4 separate regions of the Homo sapiens genome follow, and all the other regions are linked to region 2. Evidence: read pairs that join two places in POLR2A ChIA-PET (ENCODE). Cell type or tissue: MCF 10A. All regions are shown on one strand. Each heading gives the region's core, and the rest is flanking DNA. Links, peaks and the distances in the headings are about the cores only. Region 1 has its middle 77 kb from the start of MACF1. Region 2 has its middle 12 kb from the start of MACF1. Region 3 overlaps MACF1 (microtubule actin crosslinking factor 1). Region 4 has its middle 62 kb from the start of MACF1.

Evidence for each region. ChIA-PET counts read pairs that join two places held together with the same protein. Peaks named below come from ENCODE experiments on the same cell type or tissue, not always from the same donor. Only the 100,000 strongest peaks of a DNase experiment are listed, where the experiment ranks them.
Region 1: POLR2A ChIA-PET joins it to region 2 with 11 read pairs; 17 of 35 experiments call an interaction of 5 or more read pairs at or near these places.
Region 3: POLR2A ChIA-PET joins it to region 2 with 12 read pairs; 13 of 35 experiments call an interaction of 5 or more read pairs at or near these places.
Region 4: POLR2A ChIA-PET joins it to region 2 with 28 read pairs; 20 of 35 experiments call an interaction of 5 or more read pairs at or near these places.

What each region holds. Positions count from the first base shown.
Region 1 is chr1:39,124,174-39,131,800 of GRCh38, reverse strand. It overlaps a transcript of MACF1 not described here. Among named protein-coding and RNA genes, the nearest start is that of MACF1, 77 kb to the left of the region's middle. In MCF 10A, for the core only: a CTCF peak has its summit at 2,173 (motif pointing left); DNase peaks (open chromatin) are centred at 1,240, 2,650, 4,050 and 4,760.
Region 2 is chr1:39,189,105-39,196,481 of GRCh38, reverse strand. It overlaps a transcript of MACF1 not described here. Among named protein-coding and RNA genes, the nearest start is that of MACF1, 12 kb to the left of the region's middle. RefSeq lists an enhancer at 4,432-4,974. In MCF 10A, for the core only: CTCF peaks have their summits at 3,798 (motif pointing left) and 4,718; DNase peaks (open chromatin) are centred at 3,801, 4,191 and 4,691.
Region 3 is chr1:39,272,601-39,280,227 of GRCh38, reverse strand. All of the region lies in intron 6 of MACF1 (microtubule actin crosslinking factor 1), which reads right to left. Among named protein-coding and RNA genes, the nearest start is that of MACF1, 72 kb to the right of the region's middle. In MCF 10A, for the core only: no CTCF peak of the experiment used is centred there; a DNase peak (open chromatin) is centred at 4,207.
Region 4 is chr1:39,138,755-39,146,381 of GRCh38, reverse strand. It overlaps a transcript of MACF1 not described here. Among named protein-coding and RNA genes, the nearest start is that of MACF1, 62 kb to the left of the region's middle. RefSeq lists enhancers at 3,760-4,499, 4,584-5,407, 5,408-6,232. In MCF 10A, for the core only: no CTCF peak of the experiment used is centred there; a DNase peak (open chromatin) is centred at 3,571.

The sequences.
Region 1 (7,627 bases), core at 991-5,990, 64 kb after region 2:
AAATTTTAAATCCTTAGGAAACAAAAATTCTCTATATCATATCCACAAAAATTCCTTTCTTTATCCATCTCCACTTTCTAATAATGTCTCCCAATTAAATATGCTAAGCATACATCTGTCTGCAGTAAATGTATTTAAAGCTTCCCTCCACTATTCAATGCAACATACATTTATAGACACTTTGAGCTGGACACTGTCCTAAACATCAGAGATACAAAGATAAGTGAGATGTTCTCGCAGCTCTCAAGGTGCTCACAGTCTTATGGAGGGAAAAAAAGGCAAATAACTTGTTATTCAGAGGGATCTGACATCAAAAAGGAAAAACAGGTGCTGGACAAGGTGTCTCACACCTATAATCCAACACTTTGGGAGGCTTAGGTGGGAGGATAGCTTGAGGCCAGGAGTTCAAGACCAGCCTTGGCAACATAGTGAGACCCTGTCTCTACAAAAAAAAAAAAAATAATAAAACTGAGCTGGGCATGATGGCATGTGCCTGTATTCCTAGCTTACTCAGGAGATGGAGGCAGGAGGATCGCTTTAGCCCAGGAGTTCAAGGTTACAGTGAGTTATGATCATGTCACTGCACCCCAGCCTGGGTGAAAGAACAAGACTCTGTCTCTTAAAAAAAAAAAAAAAAAAAAAAAAAAAAGGCCGGGCGCAGTGGCTCACACCTGTAATCCCAGCACTTTGGGAGGCTGAGGTGGGTGGTTCACCTGAGGTCAGGAGTTAGAGACCAGCCTGGCTAACATGGTGAAACCCCGTTTCTACTGGAAATGCAAAAAATTAGCCAGGCATGGTGGCACACGTCTGTAATGCCTGTAATCCCAGCTCCTCGGGAGGCTGAGGCAGGAGAATTGCTTGAACCCGGGAGGCGGAGGTTGCAGTGAGCCGAGATCACACCATTGCACTCCAGCCTTGGGCAACAAGAGCAAACTCCATCTCGAAAAAAAAAAAAGTAAAGAAAAGAAAAGGGGTAAAAAAAAGTTGGCTTAGAATTCTTCACTTCTTAGCCACAGCATCTAGGGAACGTTGATTTACCCAGCAAAAGGAACCCTTTTCTCAAGGAATCTCTGAAAATATTTTCACTTTCTTCATTCCCAACTTAACACATCCAAATGATGCTGCTCAAAATTTCAAGGATATAAATTAGTATGACATATAAGAGCAGGAACATCTCCACAATAGAAGAGAACTCTTGAGTCAGCTCTTGTAGGAAGTTCTGCAAAACCGCACCCAGGAAACTTGATCTGAACAATGAGATGAGTGTACTAACTTTTCCCTACTGTCAGTACTTCCCAGAGCCAGAGAATGGGACATGTAGGAGGATTTATCTGAAAACAGAGAAAGGAGTAGAAACCAAAACTCACATCATTCCCATAGGCCAAAACTCCCCACCAAGGCAGTCTCAGTACCATTTCAATGTTTAATGTGACTACAAAAGGTCATTTAGTATTGTTATTGCCTCCAGGCTAGTTACAGCTAAATCATGCCACAAAAAATAGGGAGGCATCTAGCCTAATGTTTTTAAAGCTAAAGCCCAATCATTAGAAATATATTAGGGTGTTGGCTATATTTATACTCTGTTCAAAGGACCAGTAATCTTCATCTTCTGATAATGAGAAGAATTCCCCATGAATGGGGGGGAAAAATAAACTCTGAAAGGGATCTTTTCCCCTTCGGGGGCAGGTACCGACATTTCAACACAAGACTTTGAGTCCAAAATACTCAGAGAAAAAAAAAATGGAGTGGGGCCTTTCTATTAACAAAAAGAATATTGTATTAGGAGACCTCAAGACCCCTAAATCAAGCAATCAAAACATTCTGCTCCCTAAGCCACAGCCACAGAAGAGTTAAAACCATCAAACTCCATTTCCTTTCCTCTCCATTTCAAATCATTTGGGGGAGGGGAGGAGGAGTGGAATAGAAAGACAGGTTGCAGTCAAAGTCTGGACAGCTAAAGGCAGGGTGGTCCACTGCATATGTGAACCTCAGAGATGGGAATGATAACTAACCAATAATGTGTGTGTGATAGGAGGGTGTCAGTGAAGGAGAAAAATAAGATGGGGCAAAAGGAGTTAGCAGGAATAGAAACAAGAGGTTTTACACTACTTCAATAGCAACCTCTACTGGCAAATGCAAGGAGGTCCTGGCCACCCTTAAGGTCTAGGGCTGGTAAGACAAGTGAGAGAAAGGATTATGCCCATCCCTGGTCTTACTCTGACTGTCCTGCATTTTTCTCCTGGATTTCCTAAATCTAACCTAAGCCTTTTCTCCAGATTCACTCTAATGAGAAAGTAAGTAGATGGCTGGTACAGTTTTATAGCAAAGAAAATAAATGGCAATTAACAACTGGTTTGCACCAGAGAAGCCAGTTTGCCTAATTAGCCTGCTGGTTCCAAGAAGCTTCTCTCTGCAATACGCCAGCCTTTAATATTTATGTTTTTAATAAAGCCATATCCCCACCTCTCACAAGGTAGCATCCTCCCATCCATCCCCTTTTCAGCCCTCTTCCTACACTTACTATCTCTTTTTCCCAATGTGAAGTCTTGAATCCCACCCACTAAAGGAGAAAACATAACCTGTTGCACAAGTATTTCATTTACGGGCAGTTCTCTCAGGCACACACCCCATCTTGACAGGCAGCCAAGATGATGTCAGCCAGGTAAGTGTTCCCTTAGGCTTCCGGCTCTAAGCACCTGATCTTTAGAAGGGTGTGAAGTACTAACAAAATCCAATCACATCAACATTTACTGAGTACTTGCTAAATGTAGGACATTGTGTTAGGCAAAATTGGGACTAGAAAGAATAAATCACCATGAGCCCAAGCAGCACAATCTAACTGGGCAAATGTGTGATAAGTTAAATAACAAATAATAAAATACAAGTGACGATACACGGCATTTCATGGTCAACTGGCAAATGAGTGGTAGAAATTAATGCTATGAGTTATGAAGCAGAATGAGTTATCATGGGTTAGCTTTCCAGTGGATTAATGTAAAAGGGAGGACTTGAACTGAGCTTCAAAGGTAAGTAAAATTTTACCAGGAGGTGAGGGAAAGACTACAGAAAAGGGTGCAATAGCAGAAATCTTTTTTTTTTTTTGAGACGGAGTCTCACCCTGTCACCCAGGCTGGAGAGCAGTGGCGTGATCTCGGCTCACTGCAAGCTCCACCTCCTGGGTTCACGCCATTCTCCTGCCTTAGCCTCCCGAGTAGCTAGGACTACAGGCGCCCGCCACCACGCCTGGCTAATTTTTTTTTGTATTTTTAGTAGAGACGAGGTTTCACCGTGCTAGCCAGGATGGTCTTGATCTCCTGACCTTGTGATCCATCAGCATCCCAAAGTACTGGGATTACAGGCGTGAGCCACCGTGCCTGGCCCTATGGCAGAACTCTTAAGTATCAAAGGGAGACTCAAAAGTAAGGCAGCCCAGTGCAGTGGTGCAGTCCTGTAGTCTCAGCTACTCAGGGGGCACTGCTTAAGACCAGGAGTTTGAGGCTGCACTGTGCTATGATGGTGCCTGTGAACAGCCACTGCACACTAGCCTGGGCAATGTAGCAAGACCCTGTCTCTAAAAAAAAAATAAAAAATAAAAATGTAAGCCAGATGTATGGTAATAAAAATAAATAAGAGGTAAGGCTCATGAGTCAAGAAGAGACACAACCAACCTAAAGGAATATAAAGGATGTAAAGGTGCAGTTCCAAAGCAAGCCTGGCAAGAAAAAACCTGTAAGGATACAAACCAAAGCTTGAACAGTGGTTACCCTGACCAGTGGGCCTAGGTGGAGAAAATAAAGACTAGAAAAGAGAATTTTTACTTTTTTCTTTGTAATTTCTGCTTAAATGTATTACAGTGAACATGTTTAATTTTGTAATAATACAAAAGAGAGTTACATAAACATAGCAGGCCTATGTTTTTTCCTCTTAATCACTAGGACATTTTTTTTTTTAAGTAACTTACAACATCTCACATCTGACTAGGGCCCCATGGCAAGACTGCAACCAGTAGGTAAGAAATGTGAACTGACTTCACATTCTCTTTCCCAATGAAAACAATAACAGCTCAAAGGAACACAAGTAAAGGTCACTTCCCTGACCCCTTAAGTTGGCACCATTCCAGAACTAGGAGTTTTTAGAGAAAAGGAGACTCAAGCCAAACAGTTCTATTCAAGGAAGTGAAGGAAAAGTATATACTGAGTTAAGAGCTGGAGTTCTGAAGTCCAACAGAGCTACACATAAATGACTGCTCTACCATTTACTGGGTGAGAGAACTTGAGCAAGTTATTTCACTGGCTGAGACCCACTTTTCTCCTCTGCAAAATGAGATAATCTATTTCACAGGGTTATCATGAGAATTAAGTGGATTAATGTATATAAAGTGCTTAACACAGTCCATTCCTGGCACATAGTAAGAAATTAATGAAAGCCACTATTATATTATTATTAAATCATTCAGCCCAGAAAACGAAGGAACTCCCACCAACGCTACACACCAGGTCCACCTCAGCTCTTTCCTAAATGCTGCCAAAAATCAAAATGCAGAATTAGCAGGACAAGAAGAGCTTTTATTTTCTTTTTGAGATAGAGTCTCTCGCTCTGTTGTCAGGCTGGCGTGCAGTGGCGTGATCTCAGCTCACTGCAATCACTGCCTCCTGGGCTCAAGCAATTCTCCTGCCTCAGCCTCCCAAGTAGCTGGGATTACAGGCGTGTACTACCATGCCCAGCTACTCTGTTATTTTTAGTAGAGTCGGGGTTTCGCCATGTTGGTCTCAAATTCCCAACCTCAGGTGATCCACCTGCCTCACCCTCCCAAAGGGCTGGGATTACAGGCTTGAGCCAAGGCACCCGGCCAACAGGACAAGGAAAGTTTTAACTCTAGTTAAATCTTAGTAATAAATCTTAAAAGACCAAAGAAAGTTAATTTCATATATGTTCACTCCTCTGTCCAGGTTACAAAGTGACTAAACCATTTGTTTTGATTTTTTTGTTTGTTTTTTGTGTGGTTTTTTTTTTGGAGACAGAGTCTTGCTCTGTTGCCCAGGCTGGACTGCAGTGGCACAATCTTGGCTCACCGCAATCTCTGCCTCCCAAGCTCAAGTGATTGTCCTGCCTCAGCCTCCCAAGTAACTGGGATTACAGGCACCCACCACCACGCCCAGCTAATTTTTTTGTATTTTTAGTAGAGACAGGGTTTCACCACGTTGGCCAGGCTGGTCTCGAACTGACCTCAGGTGATCCACATGCCTTGGCCTCCCAAAGTGCTGGGATTACAGGCATGAGCCACCGTGCTCGGCCCTAAACCATTTGTTATAGGATGAATTGTATCCCCCAGAAAGATGTCCTAACCCCAGGGACTGTGAATGTGACTTTATCTGGAAATAGGGTCTTTACAAATGATCAACTTAAGATGAGGTCATTCGAAAAGGCTCTAACCCAATATAACTAGTGTTATAAAAAGGGGACATTTGAACACAGACAGACATATACAGATGTGAAGGCGGTGAGAGAACATCATTTACAAGCCAAGGAACATCTGAGGCAACCAGAAACTAGAAGAGATGCATGGAACAGGTTCTCCCTCACAGCCTTCACAAGGAATCAACTCTGCTGACAACTTGATTTCAGACTTCTCGCCTCCAGAACTGTAAGACAATAAATATCTGTTGTTTAAGCCACCCAGTTTGTGGTACTTCGTTATTGTTATTACTATGAGACAGGGTCTCACTATGTTGCCCAGCTGGTCAAAAAAAATGGCATTTATCCTGTCATAAATTATATGTTTTTGCTGTCGTTTGCTTTGTTTTGTTTGAGACAGAGTCTTGCGCTGTCGCCCAGGATGGAGTGCAGTGGCGCAATCTCAGCTCACTGGAACCTCCGCCTCCCGGGTTAAAGCGATTCTCCTGCCTCAGCCTTCCAAGTAGCTGGGATTACAGGCGCATGCCACCACGCCCAGCTAATTTTTGTATTTTTAGTAGAGATGGGGTTTCACTAATGTTGGCCAGGCCGGTCTTCAACTCCTGACCTCAGGCGATCCGCCCACCTAGGCCTCCCAAAGTGCTGGGATTACTGGCCTAAATTATATATTGTAAAAAGAAATTTTAATCTAAAATCAAAAAGATGGATTATTTAAAAACAGACAGGACCTGGCTATATGCACACTTCCTTCCCTACTAATTCTCATTTCCCAAAGGTGAGAATACCATTACAGAAAAGGACATAAGGACCAAGCGAGGGTCTAAATCCTTTTGAATCTGGTATATCTGCTTCCCTAAGCATCTCCCGAATGAATGGAAGGAAGAAAAGACAACTCACGGATATTGAGTATCCACTGCATGTTTCACATATGCTAGGTGCTAATACGTATTATCTTATTCAAACCTCACAATATCCCTGCAAGGTAAGAACTATTCTCCCCACTACTAACGAGGAAATCAATGTTTAGAAAGGTTAAGTAAGTTGCCCAAGGTCATATAGCCAGGAAGTGGCTGAGTCAAGATTCAAACCCCTTGTTCTTAATGACACCAACCTGCTTGAACAAGTACTTTTGAACCAATTCCCTAGATAAAATTTTCTTCCAATCTTTGCTTGAAATCACTATATGTTGAATGAATCACTGAACAGACTTTACAAATCTCATCTAATCCCTCCGTTTTTGTGTTTTACTCTTTTTTCATTTTTTGTCTTTTTTTGTTTAATTGCTTTTGAGTTTGATAATCCCTCCATTTTTATAATAAGGAAATAGGCCCAAAGACGACAAGTGACTTGACCAAGGTCACAAATAAATTAGTGGCAGAATCAAGTATCCAATCAAAGTTTCCTGATTTCCATCACACCACATAAGTTTGAGAGCAATAGCAATACATGAAAATAGAGCACAGATGCTGGAATAAGAGTGTCTCAGCTCAAATCCTGATTCTGCCACTGACTGGCTATGTGATCTCAGGCAAGTCACTTAACCTGTTTGTTCTGTTTCTTCATCCGAAAATGGAGATAATATTTATTTCACATGGTTGCTCTAAGGACTGAATGAAATAATATATGCATAAAGTACATAAAAATTATGCCTGGCACATTAATAAGTACAAGATGTGTTAATGCTGCTGCTATAACTACCATTAAATAATGCTAGGCAAAACACCAAAGAGTGTACACACACAATACAGCTTTATAAAACTGCAGACAAACGTACTCATTGAGAGATAAAGAGAAAAAGAGGAAGAGGAGAAAGCCTCTTTATTCCTGTAAATTTGCCTAATTTAATTATTAGTAATAACACTTATTGAGTATGCTAGGCTGTGCTAGACTCAGTGCTTAATATGATACAGACATTACTAAATTTCATTAAATCTAAGATAGTGTCAGTTGCAAAATGCACCATGTCATTTACTCTCCCCCACAACCCTATGAAATAGAGAGTTCCCCTATTACACATATGAGAAACTGTCACAGAGAGTTCAAATAATTTATCTAAAGTCACACAGGTAGTAAGTGGCCAAACCAGGTTTCAATCCCAGGTCTGTCCAACTCCAAAGCCCCTTGCACTAACCACCTAATCACAAACTTGGTGCTTCTCAAACTTTAACGGGCACAGAATCGAATTAAAAAACCACCTGGGGGCCTGGCATGG
Region 2 (7,377 bases), core at 1,187-6,186:
CCTCCCATGAGTACACTAGGCATCTAACTGAAGACAGGCAGAGGATGTGGGCTTCAGATAACTTAATTAGGAGACATCCATGACTCTGCCTCTAAGGTTTGGCAATGTGGTATTGAGACAACTTGCAAAGGCCCAGAATGTCTACAAAGAACATTCTACATACAAAAGTGTCATTGAATACAATAAAGTAAGGAAAATCTCCATATTTATTGCTCCGTATACATAGATGCCATGAGTATTATAGTAGCATGGAAATTATAAGCCCAGTCTGCCTGGGTTTAAATCCATACTACTATGTATACATCACATTTAGCATCTTTGGGCAAGTTACTTAACTTCATGGAACCTCAATTTCCTCATCTGTAAAATGATGATAATAATAGCATCTGTCTCAGAGTTGTAGTAAGGATGAATGAGTTAATGTGTTTCAGGTGCTCAATACCTGCTCAATAATTGCTGATTATAATTGTCATTATTTGGAGGAGCAGCAAACAAACTACATCTGACCACAAAGACTATGAATATTGCTCAGACTGTACGAAACCTTGGCAACTGATAACTTACCTCACCTAAATTACCTAATCTGTCTAATCTCAGTCTCCAACTTACCAACCCTGCCCTCGTTCACCACAACAGTAATCTCCTTGAAGCATGTATAATGATTGGCACATTTTAAATGCTTAATAAATGTTTATTTATAACTTCACTGTAAAACTTTACATTTCTCCCTATCAGCAAATTAAATCCAAAACTCTCTGGCTTCACAATATTTCCCTCATTATCCTGGCACGTTTTTCCTTCCCATCTCCAGATATTAAACTCCTATTTCTATAGACCAGCTTAAAGCCAGTACTTCCACAGAATTATCTCCAGTTCCTCCCTCCATCCCAGTGAGAAGTAAACTTCTCCCTCCCTTGAGCTTTTATTATACTTTATCTGTTTCTCTCATAAAGTTTAGCACTTTGTGCTTTATAATACAGCTGAGCACATATTGTTACTCCCTCACTAGACTGTTTTTGAAGCTAGATAAATGTCTGCTCTCCTTTATAAAATCTTAGTCACTAAATAACTATTTGTGGAATGAGCAAATTAATAAATGAATGAGAGGATCTGAGAACTGCTTAAGAGCAAGAATGGGGGCGGGTGCACACTAGAAAGGGCAAAGCTGGGCCCAGTGAATTATGAATACTCCCAAAATATAAACATTTCTTCTGGTAATGCATCTTTTTTGACCACAAAAACATACAACCGAGAACAAGTGCCTGGAAAACCATTCATCTTATGGCAGAAATAACTCAAAATGCTCTTCTAGAGAGGCCTAGTAGGTAACATACACTAACAAGGGTGTCGAACCATCTTTAACAGTGAACTTCCAAATCTACCTGGGAATTTAAAAGAAAAAAGTGTCTCCAAGAACACAAGTGTAAGTTTTGCTTTTCCTTGGAGCTGGAAGGAAGATAGTTTATTAATTCAGAAATTAAACTGCTTGGCTGGGAGCAGTGGCTCACCCCTGTAATCCCAGCGCTTTGAGAAGCTGAGGCAGGAGGACTGCCTGAGGACAGGAGTTTAAGACCACCCTGGGCAACATAGCAAGACCCCATCTCTCCAAAACATAATAACACTTAGCCAGGCCCAGTGGTTACACACCTGTAGTTCTAGCTACTTGGGAGGCTGAGGCAGGAGAATCACTCCAGCCCAGGAGTTTCAGGCCACAGTGAGCTATGATCACACCACTGCACTCCAGCCTAGACAGCAGAGCAAGACAATAGAGAAGGGAAGGGAGGGGAGGGGAGGGGAGGGGAGGGGAGAGGAAGGCAGGGAGAAAGAAATTCCACTTTTGGCTGGGCATGGTGGCTCACGCCTGTAATCCCAGCACATTAAAAGGCTGAGGCGGGGTGGATCACCTAAGGTCAGGAGTTCAAGACCAGCCTGGCCACCCGTCTCTACTAAAATTACAAAAATTAGCCGGGCATGGTGGCATGTGCCTGTAGTCTCAGCTACCTGGGAGGCTGAGTCAGAAGAATCCCTTGAGCCCGGGAGGTGGAGGCTGCAGTGAGCTGAGATCGCGCCACTGCACTCCAGCTTGGGAAACAGAACAAGACTCTATCACAAAAAAAAAAAAAAAAAAAAGAAAAGAAAAGAAAAGAAAAGAAAAGAAAAGAAATTCCACTTCTGGAAATCCCTCCGGATATGGATTCTGCCCAGGATCTAACTCTAGATGGCCTTCCTATCAAGCTCAGCAACTGAAGGTCTTACCCTTAAGAAAGAAAAGGGAAAGTAACACTAAAGAGGAGGGGCAGAAAATAAAGTGAGAGATGCTCTGGTACAGCACTTAGAAAACTCACTCTTGGCCAGGTGTGGTGGCGCATGCCTGTAATCCCAGCACTTTGGGAGGACGAGGTGGTTGGATCACCTGAGGTCAGGAGTTCGAGACCAGCCTGACCAATATGGTGAAACCCCATCTCTATTAAAAATACAAAATTACCCAGGAGTGCCTGTAATCCCAGCTACTTGGGAGGCTGAGGCAAGAGAATTGCCTGAACCCAGGAAGTGGAGGTTGCAGTGAGCTGAGATCATGCCACTGCACCCCAGCCTGGGCAACAACAGCGAAACTGTCTCAAAAAAAGAAAAAAAGAAAAAAGAAAACTCACTCTTAAACCCAAGTGCCTGCCTCTCTCTCTCTCTCTCTCCCTCTCTCTCTTACCAGGGCTGTAAATATAATTTGTGAGCCAAACCTATATTCAAATTCTGATTTCACAATCTCTAGTTGTGTATCTATGAACCAATTACTTAATCTCTTTAATCCATAGTTATCTCATGTCAAAAAGGGATAATAAAATTACCTCTTCACAGTGTTACAGTGAGGATTAAGTGAGAAAATGCATAATATATTTGGCACACAGTAAGCATTAACTATTTAAAAAGCATTAAACATTGACTCATTAATGCCAACTCTTGTTATTATGATTACCACACAAGAGACCTCCTAGCAGGGCATCAAGTCATCCTCAGTGGCAAATGCAAGAAGGTAAGTGAAAGTAATGTGTGGTATTGAACAGCTCAATGACTAAGTCAAATTAGGCTTCGACAGCATTGCTTCAAAAAGGGAAAGGACAAGAATATCTAGTCAACCTCAACAGCCATATTACCATTTTAAGTAATCTCTCTCTCTGGCATTTTGACCCTTTTCCCCAATGAAATAATATCTATCTAGTAAGCTTTTTCCAGGAAACTCTGGTAGCCAACATCTTAAAGAAATGGAGAAAAAAATGATACGAAGAAAAGAAGCCCTGTCTATGGGGACTGTTCCAGAATCTTGCCCAGGATTGTTATTTTTGTCCAGAAATATTCTTTTTTTTTTTAATTTTTGAGATGGAATTTCACTCTTGTTGCCCAGACTGTAGTGCAATGGCACAATCTCGGTTCACTGCAACCTCTGCCTCCCGGGTTTAAGCAATTCTCCTGCCTCAGCCTCCCAAGTAGCTGGGATTACAGGCATGCGCCACCATGCCCGTCTAATTTTTTTGTATTTTTGGTAGAGACGGGGTTTCACCATGTTGGCCAGGCTGGTCTCGAACTCCTGACCTCAGGTGATATCCACCCGCCTCGGGTTACAGGCATGAGCCACTGCGCTTCGCCCATAAAGTTCTTAATACAAGTTCACGCCTTTTGTTTCTGCTCTAATATTTTAAAAAACATAGTACTGAATATACAAAGATGTCACAATAGACAAGGAATCCAGCTCATTTATCACTAGATTAGTGTTTCTCTTATTGAGAGCCTAACCCTCAGTGACCCCTACTGGACAAAGATAGATAGACACAGAAGACTAAGTTTTTAAACAACAAAGAAAACTGTGTTGCTTTTATTCTGATGAAATTCTCACACATGGAACTTTCATTATACAAGTTCAAGCTTGTGTCAAAATCTATATACACCTGTAACATAGAAGGCAACAATGCTATGTCCAGTCAGCTCATTCCTTTTATGGGAAACATTATCACCATAAAGTTGGTTGGCTTCACGGCTGCCTCAACAGGATCGTCAGTATTTATGGTTTTGTGATGAGTCCTTATAGAGAAAATAGCAGACAGAAAAGGAGCAGTCACTGGCACACAACTCCTACCCCTCAGTACCTTGCAATTTTTCCATTCCCCGAGGTGACTCACTCTTAACACAGCCCAGACTACTTGCCAGCAGTCAGGGCCACTATGTGTGCCTGGTGAGTAATGCTTTCCCCAGCGTGCATCCTCCCAGCTGCCTCTGACTGAACAAGTCATAAAAGGAAATCTGGGTAACCATTTTTAAGTTTTTTGTTTTTTTCTTTTTTTGAGACAGAGTCTTGCTGTGTCGCCCAGGCTGGAGTGCAGTGGTGAGATATCGGCTCACTGCAATCTCCACTTCCCAGGTTCAAGCAATTCTTGTGCCTCAGTCTCCTGAGTAGCTGGGATTACAGGCATACACCACCACACCCAGCTAATTTTTGTATGTTTAATAGAAACGGAGTTTCACCATGTTGGCCAGGCTGGTCTCGAACTCCTGGCCTCAAGTGATCCACCTGCTTCGGCCTCCCAAAGTGCTGGGAGCCACCGTGCCTGGCCCAGTTTTAAGAACACATGTCCCATCCTAAACACAAGGATAGCTCCTCTCAGCTCCCTGCAGGGACTCAGAGTTGTAATGAATTCCCTCTAATGGCAGCCAGGTGGCAATGCAGAAACAGGCAAAGGCAGAAAAGCCAATGAGTATGATTAAGCCCTTACTCTCTAAAATCTGGGGACCACAGCTTCTACTTTGGATAAAACAAAAAGTAATGGGCATGAAGCAGAGCCATCTGCTATCACACAGCATCACACCCTGTGGCACAGCCCTGATGAAAAGCCCAATCTCAGAAGAAGGAGGCAGCCTCTTAAGTATCTGTCCATCCATCCTTAGGTGTCCCAAGTAGTGGATGAGGAAAACGACAGCATCTGTTTTTTTGATTAGTGACTGGCACATTAATTGAAAAATGGACAACAGTTGTAGTTAAACTTTCTCCCAATAGATGTTCCTGGAGTATCTAATCCTTCAGACATGAATCTATGGAGTTAGTGCAAACATTTTGGAAACAGCTGCCAAGAGCTAGGTAAGTGAGAGAAGTGGAGGAAGGTCTTTGACACAGACAATTTACTTCAAAGCTATCTTAAGCAATAATAATTCCTGATAAATTGTCAAACAGGAAAACTTTAAGTAGGACCCAACTGGGCCTGTACTTTACTGCTAGGTTAAAAAAAAAAAAAAAAAAAGAAAGAAAGAATCACCCCAAATACATCATATCCAGTGAATTTTTAAAATTTTCTTAAAAATCAGAGCACCTTCAATACAGTTGCCTACATTTTTTCCCTACCTATAATCCTTGGGTCTCTGATGCTCATATATGCCTGGGAAGAAAACTATTATCCAGCTTAGTTTTTGTTGTTGTTGTTTTGGGGTTTTTTTGTTTGTTTGTTTTTGAGACACAGTCTCACTCTGTCACTCAGGCTGGAGTGCAGTGGTGCGATCTCAGCTCACTGCAAACTCCACCTCCCAGGTTCAAGCGATTCTCGTGCCTCAGCCTCCCAAGTAGCTGGGATTACAGGCACACCACCACGCCCGGCTAATTTTTGTATTTTTAGTAGAGACGGGGTTTCGCCATGTTGGCCAACCCAGTCTCAAACTCCTGGCCTCAAGTGATCCACCTGCCTCGGCCTCCCAAAGTGCTGGAATTACAGGCCACCGCACCACCTCCAGCTCAGTTTTTGACAAAATCCAGAATACTCAAGATCCTGATTTTTATCAAAAAGAGAGAGAAAGAGAAAAAGAGAGACAGCACAAGGCGGTGGCTCACGTCTGTAATCGCAGTACTTTGGGAGGCCGAGAGGGCAGATTTCTTGAGCCCAGGAGTTCGAGACCACCCTGGGCAACATGGCAAAACCCTGTTGTTATGAAAAAATACAATAAGTTAGCTGGGTGTGGGGATGCACATCTGTAGTCCCAGCTACTCACGCCACTACACTTCAACCTGGGTGACAAAGCAAGATTCCATCAAAAAAAAAAAAAAAAAACAAAAACAAACACACACACACACACACACACAAAAGAAGAGAAAGAAAGAAAGAAAAGACAAGAAAAGAGAAAGGAAGAGAGAGGAGAGGGGCGGGGAGGGGAGGAAAAAAGAAAGAAAGAAGAGAGAGAGGCAGCGAAGGAGGGAGAAAAGAAAAGAAATTACCTATGGCATACCTAATTACTAAAACCAAAAAGATATTGACAAAAATTTTCAACAAGAATGAAACAAAAAGCACTCTCTGGTTAACCTTTGATAAACCAGAATATCTAAATAAGCACATATCAGATTTTATCAATGCATTTAGACATTACAGAACTAGAGACGATTATAGGTCCAGTTCTGTTCTTGGCTTATTAAATGACTTCAGGATCGTTTAACTACACTGGATCTGTTTACTCATTCATAAAATGAGTTCACATTCTAGATCTCTAAATTCTTTTCCAGCTCTAAAATTCTGTGGTTCTGTGAAATATTTAGTTGCCTAGGTACTATGTTGATTGTTATCAATAACAAAAAAAATTACAAAGCCAGTCTTATGCTACTATCCTTTAAGAGCTTACAATCTAACTGGAGAAATATGTATACAGATAGTCTTAACATAAAGCAGTACAGGCTGTGTCAGGAGGGCAAGACTATAAGAACTCAGTGAATGGAACTTCAGAAATTCAGTCAATGAAATGGTCATTTCCTGTTGGGGAAGTCAAAAAAAAGGCTTCCATAGATAAGAAATATAACCTGGGACTAGAAGAATGTATAGGATTTCAACAGTCTGAAATAAGAAGAGTAAACACTCCAGGAGGAGAGATAGCATGAGGAAGAGAATGAAAAACAGAAAGTACAAGTGACACTAGAATGAACCACAGGGTTTGTGTATTTGGGTTGGGGTTGAGGAGGCTCAGAGAGAGGTAAGTAAATTGGGAAGATTAACTTCTGCCAACTTTGGGGTATCCATCACAAATTTAATAAGCACATTTAGCTCCCTTTCAGAAACCTCAGAAAAGTGACAGTAAGAGAATTAAAATGGCACAAACCCACAGAAAATAAGAATAAGAAATAGCAACAAAAGTTTGATACACTGGAGTGTGGATAAACAAATGGTCGAAAACTTAAATGTCAGCTTTCTTTCTCTCTGCTAAGTGCCTGCAGGAAATGGGCAACAATAAGAAACAAGGTAAATTGTACTGCAGAATCCCAGAAAGGCTCAGAAATTGGAAGCACCAGGAACCTCTGAAGACTTGGTAGGAGAAGGCATGCTGCAGAGTAAGGCTGAAAACAAGATTGGTTGGAAGTCTTCA
Region 3 (7,627 bases), core at 1,338-6,337, 84 kb before region 2:
ATAAAAATAAGCAAATAAAAGTATTTTGGGGGCTGGGCACAGTGGCTCACACCTATAATCCCAACATTTTGGGAGGCCGAGGCAGGTGGATCACCTGAGGTCAGGAGTTCGAGACCACTCCCGCCTAGGTGACAGAGCGGGACTCTGTCTCAAAAAAAAAAAGTATTCTGGCATAAAGCCCACCTAGAATCTGTAGACAGGTTACTTAGCTAATTCAAAGCACTGTGTAAAGTAAACAAGTTTATATTTGTCTCCTCTGGAGTGGGACTATGAATGACTTTAGTTTTTCTTCCTACTCTTCTTTTTTTCAGACTTCGAGTAATGACCACACTTTATTTTTATAATAAAAAGTATAAAAACAATCCTTGTTAACAAGGAAAAATGTTAAGCCTTTCATTCAGACAGATATGTGTTTGAAAGAAGGCATTTACTAGAAATGTGACCTCAGGCAAACCATGTAAGCCTCCTGGCCCAATTTTCCCCATATTTAAAATAGGATAATAACTTTCTCAAAGGATCATTATAAGGATTAAATAAGATGATGTAGATAGTGCCGAGGGTACATGTATTCCCTTCCCATAATAATAAGACAGCATACCCAACACAATTTTTGGTCTGGGTGTTGGGGCAGAGAAAACACCGGCATGTCAATAGAACATCCTGTCTCTTAGTCGTCTCTATCAGGTGCAGTACCATGAAAGTAGTAGCTTCCCTTGTGATCAATACAAGGGAGAAGTCAATAATAAGTCATCTCCAAGTGTCTGAATTTACAAACTCATAATAGATGAGATTAAATATCAGATGATATTTTAAAATTGGAAAAAAAAAAGGGCCAGGAACTTTAACACTATATTTAGAATAAAAGAAAGCTGCAGGCTACTAAATATTACTAAGATGTCTGAAGAAAGACCGTGAGAATAGAAGAGTATGGGAAGCTTGCATTGAGTACAGAAAAGGGAAGCCAGGAAGTACTGCCTCCATGCCTGTGAAGGTGAAACTGTACCCTACCCAGCAGATTCAAGGGACATAGGATCTTATGCCCTTGACAGGTACATTTCTACAGAAGAAATCAGACTATTCTACTTTGATGATGCCAGCTAATAAGCCCATCCTACAAATCATTCCTCTACTCACCACCTCTCTGCTCTGACTGCATGTTCACCTGACAACCTTCAGATTATTATTTGCTTCCCATATAGATATTCTAAAGCAACAAAAGCAGTAAGTGGCCAATTCAAATTCTTGAATCACTTGGCAGTTAAAATTTATTTTGTAAATTAATAAATTCACATAGACCAATCTCAAGCAAATGTGATCAGTGTGAGTCAGTTTACTAAAACTATTAATCAACTCCAGATCTACCTGGGGCTGGGGGAGGGGCGGTAGTGGGGAGAGAAGCTATGGAGCTGCAGAGCCAAGGACACAATAATGGATCACGGCTCTTCCTATAAACAGCTTCTTCCTAGTACCAATTCTATTTCAGTTCCCCTTAACATTTCTAGCTACCTATTTCACTGGCTAAATGCAACATTGATATATCCCACTGCCTTCACTGTAGCTGCTTCACGTACATATTAAAGTAAAACATTATTGGGAACAGGAAATAGATTTGTTGATGTAAAACAAGACAGAACTTGAATAAGCAAAACAAAATCTGAGTATTTGGGTTCTTCACCCAAAAATGAAATTCCAGTTAGTTAATTGATATTGTATGTTCATTACAGCCATAATCTTTCTAATAACATCTCTCATTTCTTAGTATTTCTGTATATTGCACTAAAACTACTTCAATGAACAGCTTTACTTCAGATTTTAAACATAGTTGTAATGAGATAGATGTTTGGATCCCTAAGGGAAAGAAAAATAAAATACCTGTTTGGATTAGGGCCATTACCTAGACTGGAAACTGGATGAGAAAAATGGGATTATCATCACAACCATCTCAGTAATTAAATTTGGCTTTCATCAATCTCTTTCTGTATACTCACACATGATATGTGTGCACAGTACTGTGCTCTGGGCTATGCAGAAGCTTTTACCTTAATCTCCCAAATGCAGAAATCCAGCTTTAGTTTCAGAGATCTTTCTCCCTCATCTGGGCTTTTTAAGGAGGAAGCCATTTGGAGAGGGAGAACAGCCTCAACAGTATGCCTGAGAATATGCAAATTCCACTTGAATTTCCTTTCATCTCACACTTCCCAAAGCTTGGTTAATTGCTTCTCTGAAGTATTCCCAGAAGCTGAATGTTTTCCTAATAATTCAATAAGTATTGACTGAACAACATCTTAGCACTATGACTGGCACCATGGAGAAGAACAAGAAAAGACACACCACTTACTTATACTGTTAATATTTTTTGAGCAACCATTATATTCTAGGAGCTGTGCTTAAATTCTTGATATCTCAAAATAAAAAAACACAGCCTCAGGCCTCAAGTTCAAGCAATTTAATCAGGGAGACAATTTACTATACAAAGAGATCAATGTTGTGACAGAGGTAAGCAAGTAATCCAAACTAGCAATGCCAGAGGATTGCTCAGCAACAACAACATCTGTGCTGAGTTTTAATAAGTAGAAGTTGGCCAGGTAAAAAGGTGGAAAACAAAAAAAGAAGACATGCTTGGCCTGCAAGAACTTAGTTGAGACATGCCATAACTAACATATGATTATCCCAAATATTTTCCCAGATAACAACAGATGTATGAAGGTAAAACAGGAATACAGGAAGGGAAGCTCTGTAGTCCTCCTGAATACCCAAACTTTTAGAAATTTATTTACACATATACACATATTTAAAATTAAGCAGTATATTTAAGCATTTAGTATTAATGTATTTTCTGCCTTTGTAATTTCAAAAAACTGTATTATTCAAACTTCACATGCATCTTTAACATCAATGTTTTTTCCTTCAATAAAGCTATCTTTTTAGTGAATTTTCTAGAAAATACTGTCTACTTTTCTAAGATTTTAAAGTTAATAACAGCACTTTTCTGAATCTACATTGTCTCTGGGTATTTCATTTCAAACCACAAGAGTCCAGTTACATAACACTGGATTAGGGTTTTTTTTTTTTTTCATTCATTCTGCTGTGTTTATTTGTGATCCCCATAATGTATGTGTATGTTTCATATGCAATGTGAGTGATTCAAAAAAAAATTTTAATGTTAAGGCTTGTATACAATTACTTTCAACACTTCAAATTAGGAGATTATATTCCCAGGAACAATAACTAAAACTTTCTTAGATTTTTCATTCCTCTTTTTTGTTTAATCAATTATGTCAGTTGATCTCTACAAAAAAATGATAGTGATTGAACTAGCAGATGGTGACATAGATTTATTCACCCTTTTTCATGAACTGACTATAAGCTCCCTGGAAGCCTAATAACAAGAAATGCTTTATAAGAAGTAAAATATAAAGAGAATATCTCTTTTCTGAAGGTTAATTTCTGGACGAAAAAAATCTCATATCTATGGTAGGTCACATGAAATAGTTAAACAAATTTATAGCCAAAAACGACCAATAATTATAGTAATATCCAATACAGAATCTCAGCAGAATGGAAAATTACTGTGGGCTGGAGGATTTCTAGAAGTACCATATAAACTCATCCTTGAAGGGTGTTACAGAACAGGTGAAAGCCAAGGAAGAAAGGAATTCCACGTAGAAAGTGGATGTAAACAAACTGAGATAAGGTGAAACAGAAATAGTAGTTAAGGGACTGATCTGTTAAAATGAGAAGGTTTAAATTGGGAACCGATAGAAAAGATAAGATAGATTACAAAGGAACTGGTAATCTATCTTATCTTTATCCCAGCTGAGGAGTTTCGACTTGGTATCTTATCTTATCCCAGCTGAGGAGTTTGGACTTGGTAAGTCTCTCAGTGGATGAGACGAGTTGTTCTGAGCAAGTAAGTACTTGATTATTATGTCCTCAAGTTTCTAGCTGACCTCATCACCCACTAAAGATAAAGCATCAGACCTTGAAAACTTTCAAGAAGCAAATGAGGGCTGGGTGCAGTGGCTCACTCCTGTAATCCCACCACTTTGGGAGGCATAGGCAAGAGGATCACTTGAGCCCAGGAGTTCAAGACGAGCCTGGGAAACACTGTGAGAAATTGTCTCTACAAAAAATTTAAAAATTAGCTGGGTGTGGTGGTACTCCCCTGTAGTGCCAGCTACTTGGCAAGTTGAGGCACGAGGATCGTTTAAGCCCAAGATGTCAAGGTTGCAGTGAGCTATGATTGCACCACTGCTCTCCAGCCAGGTGTCAGAGCAAGATTCTTTCTCAAAAAAAAAAAAAGAAGAAGAAGAAGCAGATGAAGGCACAATGCAGTGGTTCTACAAATGCCCAGCTAGAGGGATCTAATGGCAGCTATGTTGGTGAGGAACAGAGATAAAGAAGGTGTTTATTACCAATATTAGAGTTAGGTAAAAGGGAGTGCTCCTTTCAGTATTCACATTCAGAGTCCTGGAGGTCTCACTAGGGAATATAATTAGAATGGAAACCCTAGGTAATAGAACATGGGCATTTTTCAACTCTACAAAATATTGTCAAACTACTTTCTAAAGAACAGTAGCAAATTATACTTCCACTTAAGTGCTATGAAGAGGTTTTCCCATCACTCTTCATCCTCGCCTACACTTGGTATTTTCAGAATTTTTACCTTCTGCCAATCTGATGGGTATAAAATGGTATCTTAGCTAGGCATGGTGGTGTGCTTGCAGTCCCAGCTACAAGCTTGAGTCCAGGAGTTTATGGCTACTGTGCGCTATGATGGTACCTGTGAATCGCCACTGCTCTCTAGCCTGGGCAACATAGCTGAGACCTCATCTCTTTAAAAAAAATTACAGGCGCAGTGGCTCACACCGTAATTCCAGCACTTTGGGAGGCAGAGGCGGGCGGGTCACGAAGTCAAGAGATCAAGACCATCCTGGCTAACACAGTGAAACCCCGTCTCTACTAAAAATACAAAAACAAAATTAACCGGGCATGGCGGCGGGCGCCTGTAGTCCCAGCTACTCGGGAGGCTGAGGCGGGAGAATGGCGTGAACCTGGGAGATGGAACTTGCAGCGAGCCGAGATCGCGCCACTGCACTCCAGCCTGGGCGACAGAGCGAGACTCTGTCTCAAAAAAAAAAAAAAAAAGTATCTTATTGTTGTTTGATCTGTATATCCTTATTAGTAAAAAGGAGTCTTCTTATGTATATGAGGCATTTGGATTTCCTTTTTTTGTGAATTGCTTATTCCTGGGCTTTCCCCTATTTTTCTACAAGGGTGTTTGTCTTTTTCTTATTCATTTTCTTGTTCTTTTAAGTAATAATATTAACTAGCATTTATTGTGATTACTTGTATTAATTCATATTATTCTCACAACAACCCTACCAAGCATATGCTATTCTTATCTTCCATTTACAAATAAGGAAATTGTAGCACAGAGAAGTTTAGTAACCTGTTCCAAGTTATACTGCTAGTAAGTTGCAGAATTGGGATTCAAACCTAGCCAATCTGGCTCCATGCTCTTAATCACTTTATCTATAGGATAGTAACCCCTTTTCAGTAGTCATCCATGGAGAATTGGTTCTAGGACCTCCCTCAGATACCAAAATCCGCAGATACTGAAATCCACAAATGCTCAAGTCCCAGATACAAAATGAGGTAGTATTCACATACAACCTGTGTACATCCTCCCAGCTACTTTAAATAATCTCTAGATTACTTATAATTCCTAATACAATGTAAATGTTAGTAAATAGTTGTTATCTTGTTTAGGGAATAATGAAGTCTGTACATGTTCATTACAGATGCAATGTTTTTCTTCAGAATATTTTCCATCCGTTATGGGTTGAATCCCCAGACGCAGAACCCACAATGCAGAGAGCCAACTGTATATGTATTATATCATAATTTTACCAGTATTATTACATTTTTATTTTTATACAACTTATTTTGCCTAACTTTCCATTTTATTTTTATACAATTTTATTTTTTAATTTCATTTTATTTTTATACAATTTTTTTCTTAATTTTCTATTTGAAATGGAAATTTTCAAATATATACAAAAGGAGACAGAATAGTATAATAAGTCCCTATGTACCTATTACCCAGTTTCAACCATTATCAACTCATAGCTAATCTTGTTTCATCTACATCCCACCCACTTCACCCTTCCCCTATTATGATAAAGTAAATCTCCTGTTTTTCTCTAAAAACATTTCAGTATGTATCTGTAAAAGGCCTTTTTTAAAACATAACCACAACACTATTGTTACACCTAAAAAATAATGATTCTTTAGTAACATTTTTAATTAAGTAAAATTTTTTTAAAAAGAAACAAGGCTGGGCGCGGTGGCTCACGCCTGTAATCCCAGCACTTTGGGAAGCCGAGGCGGGCGGATTACGAGGTCAGGAGATCGAGACCATCCTGGCTAACACGGTGAAACCCTGTCTCTATTAAAAATACAAAAAATTAGCCGGGCATGGTGGCAGGCGCCTGTAGTCCCAGCTACTCTGAGGCAGGAGAATGGCGTGAACCCGGGAGGCAGAGGTTCAGTGAGCTGAGGTAGGGCCACCGCATTCCAGCCTGGGTGACAGAGCAAGACTCCGTCTCAAAAAAAAAGAAAAAGAAACAAAATCCTTTCTTAAAGTTCTAAACTATAACTTTACCTTCTGCATTCCCCCAATAGTGTCATCTGGTTAATTTTGCTTTCTTCTTTCAGTACAAAGCCAGTATTAGTAAAACAACTCTCCCTATAATTAAAAAGGAAAACTGGGAGAGGGATACTTGTAAACTGAAAAGGCTGAGCCCAGAAGATAATACACCAACCAACCTCTTTCTTATCATTTCTAGGCCCCAGTGTTATCTGACTATTCACCTAAAATTGTAGAGACTCGAAGGGTTGTGGCAAGAACACTGGTATATAGCTGGGCGTGGTGGGGGCGGGCGCCTGTAATCCCAGTTACTCGGGAGGCTGAGGCAGGCGAATAGCTGGAACCCGGGAGGCAGAGGCTGCAGTGAGCCGAGATCGCACCACTGCACTGCAGCCTCGGTGACAGAGCCAGACTCCGTGTCAAAAAAAAAAAAAAAAAAAAAAATTGGTATAGAGGTAAATGCTTCATTAAATGGGATTCGCTAACAAGGTGGGCAGGAGCTTGGCAGCAGAAGTCAAGATGGGGAGGAGGAAGGGATTTTCAAAAATGTTCCTTGTTGAAATAAGCCAGGTATTAGTAGTATGGATATTGAAAGCAGCTGGGAATAGGGAGTCCTGAGAGAAGAAATGGGCCAGAGAAGAAGGCCTTTGTCTGACATCAAAGAGCGATTGCTATTAGCCTGTTCCCATCCAGCTCCAAATCCTAGTCTACTTGTCATTCTGAAAACATATTTGTCAGCTGACCCTTGTCATCTTGCTTCTGTGTTAACTATTTCTTGACAAAAGAAGTATTAACTGTACTAGGTGAATAGAAAAGCAGATCATGTATATTCTACTATCTAAACCCTACACTAGCAAGAAGCACAATCAGTTCCCATTTCTCTCCATCCTAAAAAGCAACAAAACCCATGGTGAAGTTTATGTCTATCCATAGCCTGGTCTCACTCTCATCAACAAGCCCTGGACTAATCAACAG
Region 4 (7,627 bases), core at 1,068-6,067, 50 kb after region 2:
AACCTTCACCTTCCAGGTTCAAGCAATTCTCCTGCCTCAGCCTCCCGAGTAGCTGGGACTACAGGTGTGCGCCACCATACCTGGCTAGTTTTTGTATTTTTAGTAGAGATGGGGTTTCGCCATGTTGGCCAGGCTTGTCTTGAACTCCTGACCTCAAATGATCCACCCACCTCAGCCTCCCTAAGTGCTGGGATTATAGGCGTGAGCTACTGTGCCCGGCCCACATTTTCTTTATCTATTCATCTGTTGATGGACACTTAGGTGGCTTCCAAATCTTGGCTATTGTGAACAGTGCTGTAATAAACATGTGAGTCCAGATAGCTCTTCAATATACTGATTTCCTTTCTTTTGGGTATAAACCTAAGGAGTGGGGTTACTGGACTGTATGGTAGCTCTATTTTTAGTTCTCCAAACCATTCTCCATAGTGGTTGTATAAGCTGAATTTTGGATACATTACATGCAAATTTCTGTAGGCTACAAAGTGGAAAAGGAGAGTAGTCATTTGGAAATACAAGTTTGGACCTGGGGGAAAAGCTCATACAATAGGTAGTTACAGATTCTGACAAGAGAGTCATCACTGTACACACAGATGAAATTCCTAAATGAAATCACCAGAGTAGGTCAACTCATCCAGAGATAGCACACAGTCAGGGAAGGAAAGAGGTCCAAATGGTGTCAGATGCTGTGACAAGATGAAACAGCGTGAGAACAAAAAGAGGCTGCTGAGTTCTGCAAGCAAGTCATCACAAACAAGAGCCTTTCATTGGGATGGTGGGCACAAACCTTGGCTATAGTGGCTCACGATGACTAAAGAAGTAGAAGAAAGGCTGTTGAGGTAGTTTGGTGGTAAAGAAAAAAAAAGCACAGAGAGTTAGTCTGAAGAAGAGATAAGCTTAAAGGAATTTTTATCTTAGGATGGAGAAAACCTGAATATCTTTACAAAGAGTCACTAGGAAGGGAGGAACTAAGAACACAAAATATATATGTATATGCCCAGAGACCTGCCTCTGAAATAGGAGGGAATGTGGTAAGGACTGGTAAAGCCTACAGATAAATTGAGACGTAAAAGACTAAATTACTTATTGAGAGTTTATAAGGTGGGGTGGAGCAACAAGTTTGAAGAGAATGGTGAAAGACTGGAATGGCTGCTGCAGAAAAAAATGAATGGCAGTCAACCAGAAGAGAATAAAAAGGTTTCAGGATAGGATTGAGAGCCAGGCTGTGGCTAGAGCTCATAAATCTGTAATAGAGTCAGTCAGCACACTGTTATGCAGTGGCACTCAGTAGCTCAGTGGAGAAAATGAACACAGGTCCAGCACTGGGGATAGAAAAGGCGTGGAAGAAAAAAAAGAGATCTGAGAATGCCAGTACGAGCCCTATTGTACATGATAGGTCAGGAAGCACTGACACCATAAAGGGGCTGACAGACTGGGAAACAGCAGAGAACAGGTTTAATGTGCATAAAGGAAAGGATAAGTGGAAAAAAGGAGGTTGTGACCAGATTCTGGGATGTCTAGGAGGAATGGAGCAATTGCACGTCACCTAAAATACCCTCCCCCAAAAAACTTAGTCATCTGTAAGACCAAAACTGGTGAGGCACAGTGGTTCACACCTGTAATCCCAGCACTTTGGGTGGCCAAGGAGAGAGGATCATTTAAGCCCAGGAGTTTGAGACCAGCCTGGGCAACATAGTGAGACCTTGTCTCTATTTGAAAAAAAAAAAAGACCAAAATTGATGCCACGCTGATTTCCAGGCCATGCTCTGATATATAAACTAGTTCTTCAAATGGGGCTGACACCTCACACGTTGTTAGAAGGGAATTCCAATGAGAGAGTGGCAGGGTGAAGTTCTCCTCTAAGCTTCTTCCTTCCTTAAGATTTGATCTGGATCTCTGGGTGCAGTATCAATAACTTCAATAACTTTTCTTTTTACTGACTAGAAGATTATGAGAGTTCTCATGAATATGGAGTTGCTAAAAATAAAAGTTTAAGAAATTTCCAGCTGGGGGCGGTGGCTTACCCCTATAATCCCAGCACTTTGGGAGGCCGAGGCAGGTGGATCACCTGAGGTCAGGAGTTCGGGACCAGCCTGGCCAACATGGTGAAACCCCGCTTCTCCTAAAAATACAAAAATTAGCTGGGGGTGGTGGCAGGCACCTGTAATCCCAACTACTTGGGAGGCTGAGGCAGGAGAATCGCTTGAACCTGGGAGGCGGAAGTTGCAGTGAGCCGAGATCGTGCCATTGCACTCCAGCCTAGGCAACAGAGCAAGACTCCGTCTCAAAAAAAAAAAAAAAAAAGCGCCGTGGCTCACACCTGTAATCCCAGCACCTTGGTGGCCGAGGCGGGCGGATCACGAGGTCAGGAGATCAAGATCATCCTGGCTAACACAGTGAAAGCCCATCTCTACTAAAAATGAAAAAAAATTAGCTAGGCATGGTGGCTGGTGCCTGTAGTCCCAGCTACTCCAGAGGCTGAGGCAGGAGGCTGAGGCAGGAGAATGGTGTGAACCCAGGAGGCGGAGCTTGCAGTGAGTGAAGATCGCGCCACTGCACTCCAGCCTGGGCGACAGAGCAAGACTCCATCTCAAAAAAGGAAAGAAAAGAAAAGAAAAAGAAATTGCCTAATTGCTGGCTTGGCAATTCCCTCAGGGTCTTGAAACTAGCCAATGTAGGACAACTGTCACTGTCCTTCCCAGAGCCTTGGATCTTTCCCCCAGTGGTAAGATGTAACAGTAAGGGCAACCTGCATAAGAAGTATACTTAACAGAGAGGCAGAAGTTGGGGTCTGCAAATAACATAAGTAACCTCCAGGATGAGGGTGGGAAAGTGAGTTTACTTCCTTTCACTGCAAATGGAAAGACTGAATCTAATCCTTGAGCCCTTACCTCACAAGGGCAGGAAACCCTAAACAAGCCACTTGCTCATTCTCTACAGATCTGGCCTCTCCTCTATCCTATTATCCTGGCCTGATACAAAAAGGAAAAGAGATTCCAATCCTCTCCAAGATGTTACAAATGAACCAGACATTGCCACCAGAAAGTGTATCTTTGATACACCAAAAGGTATATCAAAAGCTAGCTTGTATCAATAATTCACTCTAAGAGCCCCAACTTGCTTCCAAATCTTTTCGTATAGCCCACAGACAAGGGGTACAATGATTATGAAAAGTAACTTCTGATATTAAGGTACATTGATAGAAAGAATAAAAATTCAAGGGTTAGTTGACTATCTTGATAAGCATCTAGAATGTGGCTACCACAATCAGCCTGATCTGCCATTCCATTTGGACTGAGATGGGCCCTCCTGTGTAAGATAGAAAAAGTGACTCCAAATGTTTGTTTAATGCAGCTCTGGTTCACCTTCACTCGGGTCACCGCCTTCCTTTGCTCACAAACACTTAATTGTCCCTGAAAAGTAGGTCAGCGCCTTGTGGAACAAGCTGGAAGGAGAGCTAAGACCCAGCCTATCACTCCAACAGGCTTGGAGAGGCCCAAGCTGTGTCTAGGAGACCAAAACCAGTCAACAGTGCATTATGCCAAGAGTGCTCCAGGTGCTCCAGGTGGTAACCTGGCTACTGCCATTCCTAGGTGGTGACTCAGCAGGTTGGGAAAGCAGAAGATGCAGGATGCAGGGCTGAGGCTCATGTCAGCCTGGCAAATACTTGTTCCACTCTGATAGCTAATGAGGTGTCCCTAATTAGCCATCAGAATGGAAGGAGCAAGAGGTGAACAATCAGAATGCTAAACTCTCTTCCACTGTCCATATGGTCCCTTCTGTAGAATACCAAGCATTGCTCAACCATAAATGGAGCTGCCTGAGCTTCTCCCCACTCCTTCCCCCAAATATTTTCTTCAGGGCACCCAAAAATAAACACTGCTCCTTACCCATGAGCTAGAGGTACATTCATAGCACTGTAAGCTGTCATTTGGAGTATACTTGATGAAGGTGTTAAATTTTTTTTAACAGGATACATCTTGTTCCTGGGCCCAAATACTCCATCCATCCAGGATTTTAAGGTGGGAGAGACTCCCCCATCAAATTTCCTCTAACCTCAAATTGGTTAGTTCACTAAATATAGGATATTGCTTCAAAGCAAAAAAGAAGGGGCCCAGGGAGATGAGGCAACAGGAGGCTGGCAGTTTGGGAAATAGCTACCAGAGGGTCAGCTGTCCAGCTGTCTCTGGAATCTGAAGACTTCCAAACCTAACAACTGCCTTTCTCAGGAAGAATCAAAACTATGTGAGGCAGCTGTGGAGGATAAAGGCAGCAGAGCCCAACTTCTGAAGCCAGTAGCAAATCACTTCCTTAGCCACTGTTCCCCACAAAAAGCAAATGCTGCCGGAACTGCCTGCAGACCAGATACCAGCTCTAAGAAAGAGAAATGGGAAAAGGAGTCAGTTATCTCTTTGGCAAACAGAGAGCACAGGCACCTTCCTCTATCTCCCTCAAGTTCTCAGGTAATAATACCAAAACCACTGGCAATTCCAACCTTTCTAAATTCTGACTATATAACTTTCCATTATCTTCTAGTTTCATGTACCTTTCCTCCTCCTGGTCTCCCACTACCCACCATATCCCCCAAGATACACGCATTTCATCTTTCCAAATCTAAGGTAGAATCAGAACCATGTAAACTAATACCTGAATTTGTACTTTTTAAAATTATTAGATTTAAGTCTAATAACTAGACTCTAAAATCTACAAGGCAAGAAACATGTCCTATCCCCATTACTGTAGCTAAGACTGCATGCTTACTACAAACCAAGCACCATTTTAAGCACTTTACATGTTATTTCATTCAATCTCCGTCAGAATCCTATGATATATGTGGTAACAGTAAAACACTTTACAGATGAGAACTGAAGCACAGAAAGGTTCAAGAACTTGCCCAAGTTCAGTTAATAAATGGCAGAGCTGAGATTCAAACCTCAGCAGCTTGAGTCCATGCTCTTAACACCTATATGCTACACCAAGTGGTCCCCAGACCAGCAGCATCAGCATCTCCTGGGAACTTGTTAGAAATATAATTTCTCAAGCCCCACCCCAGACCTACTGAATCAGAACTGAGGATGGGACCCAGCAATCTGTGTTTTAACATGCCCTGCAGGTGATTCTGACGCAGGCTCAAGAGTATATTCAACAAGTTATGCTGCTTCTGCTTTTCATTCTTTGAGCTACACCCAAGACAGACAGGCATTCAGGAGGAATTTAACAGCGTGAAAATATTATGAACAACTGATTATAGCATAATGTTTGAGTACATGAGAATTCTAGAGCAAATTGTGAAACCTAACTCTGCTGCTTAACAGCTGTGTGTCCCTGGGCAAATCACTATGCCCTCCTGTTCTTCAGTTTACTCCAGTGTAAAATGGAGATAGGTTCTAAGGATTAAATTAGTTAATTTGACATAAAGCATTTATAACAGTGACTGGCACTTTTTTTTTTTTTTTTTTTTTTTTTTTTTGAGACAGAGTCTCACTCTGTCACCCAGGCTGGAGTGCAGTGGTGCAATCTCGGCTCACTGCAACCTCCGCCTCCTGGGTTCAAGAGATTCTCCTGCTTCAGCCTCCCAAGTAGCTGGGATTACAGACGTGTGCCACCAAGCCCTGCTAATTTTCGTATTTTTAGTAGAGACGGGGTTTCACCATGTTGGCCAGGATAGTCTTGATCTCCTGACCTCGTGATCCGCCTGCCTCAGCCTCCCAAAGTGCAGGGATCACAGGCGTGAGCCACCGTGCCCAGTTGCCCGGCACTTATTAAGTGCCCTATAAGCTCTTATTAACTATGGTCTTTGATCCATTTTACAATTAAATTCAATAAATGTTTATTAGGCATCTATGTGCGAGGCACTGTGCTAGACACATGCATTCATCAACATTTCTTCAACTTGTCAGCCTTTCAGCAATGGTTATTGAAGCCTTATTATACGCAATACTCTGTGCTATGGGATGTCAGAGACAAAGAATAAGGCATTAACTCTTCATCTAAGGACAGTACAAAGTAGTAGGCCAGATGTGACATTTACACAAGTAATTCTAACCCATAGTAGCAAGTGATAAGAATCGTAAGATAGCACTGTTTGGTGGAAAAAACATGGGATTTGAGGTCATAAGATTTAGATTTATGCTAGGTATGATGGCTCATGCCCGTAATCCCAGCACTTTGGAGGACTAACGCAGAAGGATCATTTCAGGTCAGGAGTTCAAGACCAGCCTGGGCAACACAGTGAGACCCCATCTCTACAAAAAACACAAAAATTTAGCTGGGTGTAGTGGCATACACCTATAGTCCTAGCTACTCAGGAGGCTGGAGTGGGACAATCTCTTGAGCCCAGGAGTTTGAGGCTGCTGTGAGCCATGTTTACACCACTGCACTGCAGCCTGTGCAACAGCCAAGACCTTGTCTCTAAAAAAAATTAAAAAAAAAAAAAAAGATTTAGTTCTAATTATGGGTAACCTCAGGCAAGTTACTTAATCTCCTTAAGCCTTAATTTCCTCAGCTGTAAAACAGGAGTGATGAAAAACATCTGTGAGGTTCCAATGAGCTAATACATGTGAAAACATTTTGTAACAGACTCTGAATGTTGTCAGTTATTACTATTACTTTTAAGTGTATTTCTTTCAATAATATTATGTCAGTTCAGAAAGATGATATAACTTGTATCTGAGATAATCAGGGAAGGATCCACAAAAAGTAACATTTGAGATGGATATGTAAGGACCAAATATAATGTAGAAATTAAAGGAAAATGCAGGCACAGGATACAGCATGAGCAAAGGCATGAAAGCAGGAAAGCTAGGAAAAAAAAAAGCAGAAAGCACTAGTTCATTTTAGCTGGAATATAAAGAATAGTGGCAAATTTGGGAGGCTGAGATGGGAGGATCACTTGAGGTCAGGAATTTGAGACCAGCCTGGCCAACATGGTGAAACCCCATCTCTACTAAAAATACAAAAATTAGCTGGACGTGGTAGGGGACACCTGTAATCCCAGTTACTTGGGATGCTGAGGCAGGAGAATCGCTTGAACCTGGAAGGCAGAGGTTGCAGCGACAGAGCGAGACTGTCTGAAAAAAAAAAAAAACAGTGGCAGATAACATTTTAAAAAAGGTAAAGGGTAAACAAGAGGAAAAAAAATCTGTTCAATTTCCCCCCATAAGCAAGCATCTTTGGTAATTCAAGTAGGAATAAATGACGAGACAGTTGATTAAAATTAGTTTTAGTAGTTATCTGTGAATTTGAAGTATTCAGCATGCCTTGTACTCCATTTTCATAGGGTGATTAAGAGCCAGCTACATCATATGCATTAACATGGAATACTCAAAATTACGTAGTTTGTGCAGAAGCCAATTTGAAAATGATACTGTTATTCCTCATCAAAGCTTCTCCAGACAGTTCATAAAAATTATTTGGCCTAGGCCAGGCGCGGTGGCTTACGCCTGTAATCCCAGCACTTTGGGAGGCCAAGGTGGGTGGATCACCTGAGGTCAGGAGTTCGAGACCAGCCTGGCCAACATGGTAAAACCCCATCTCTACTAAAAATACAAAAATTAGCCGGGCATGGTGGCACTCACCTGTAATCCCAGCTACTCAGGAGGCTGAGGCAGGAGAATCACTTGAACCTGGG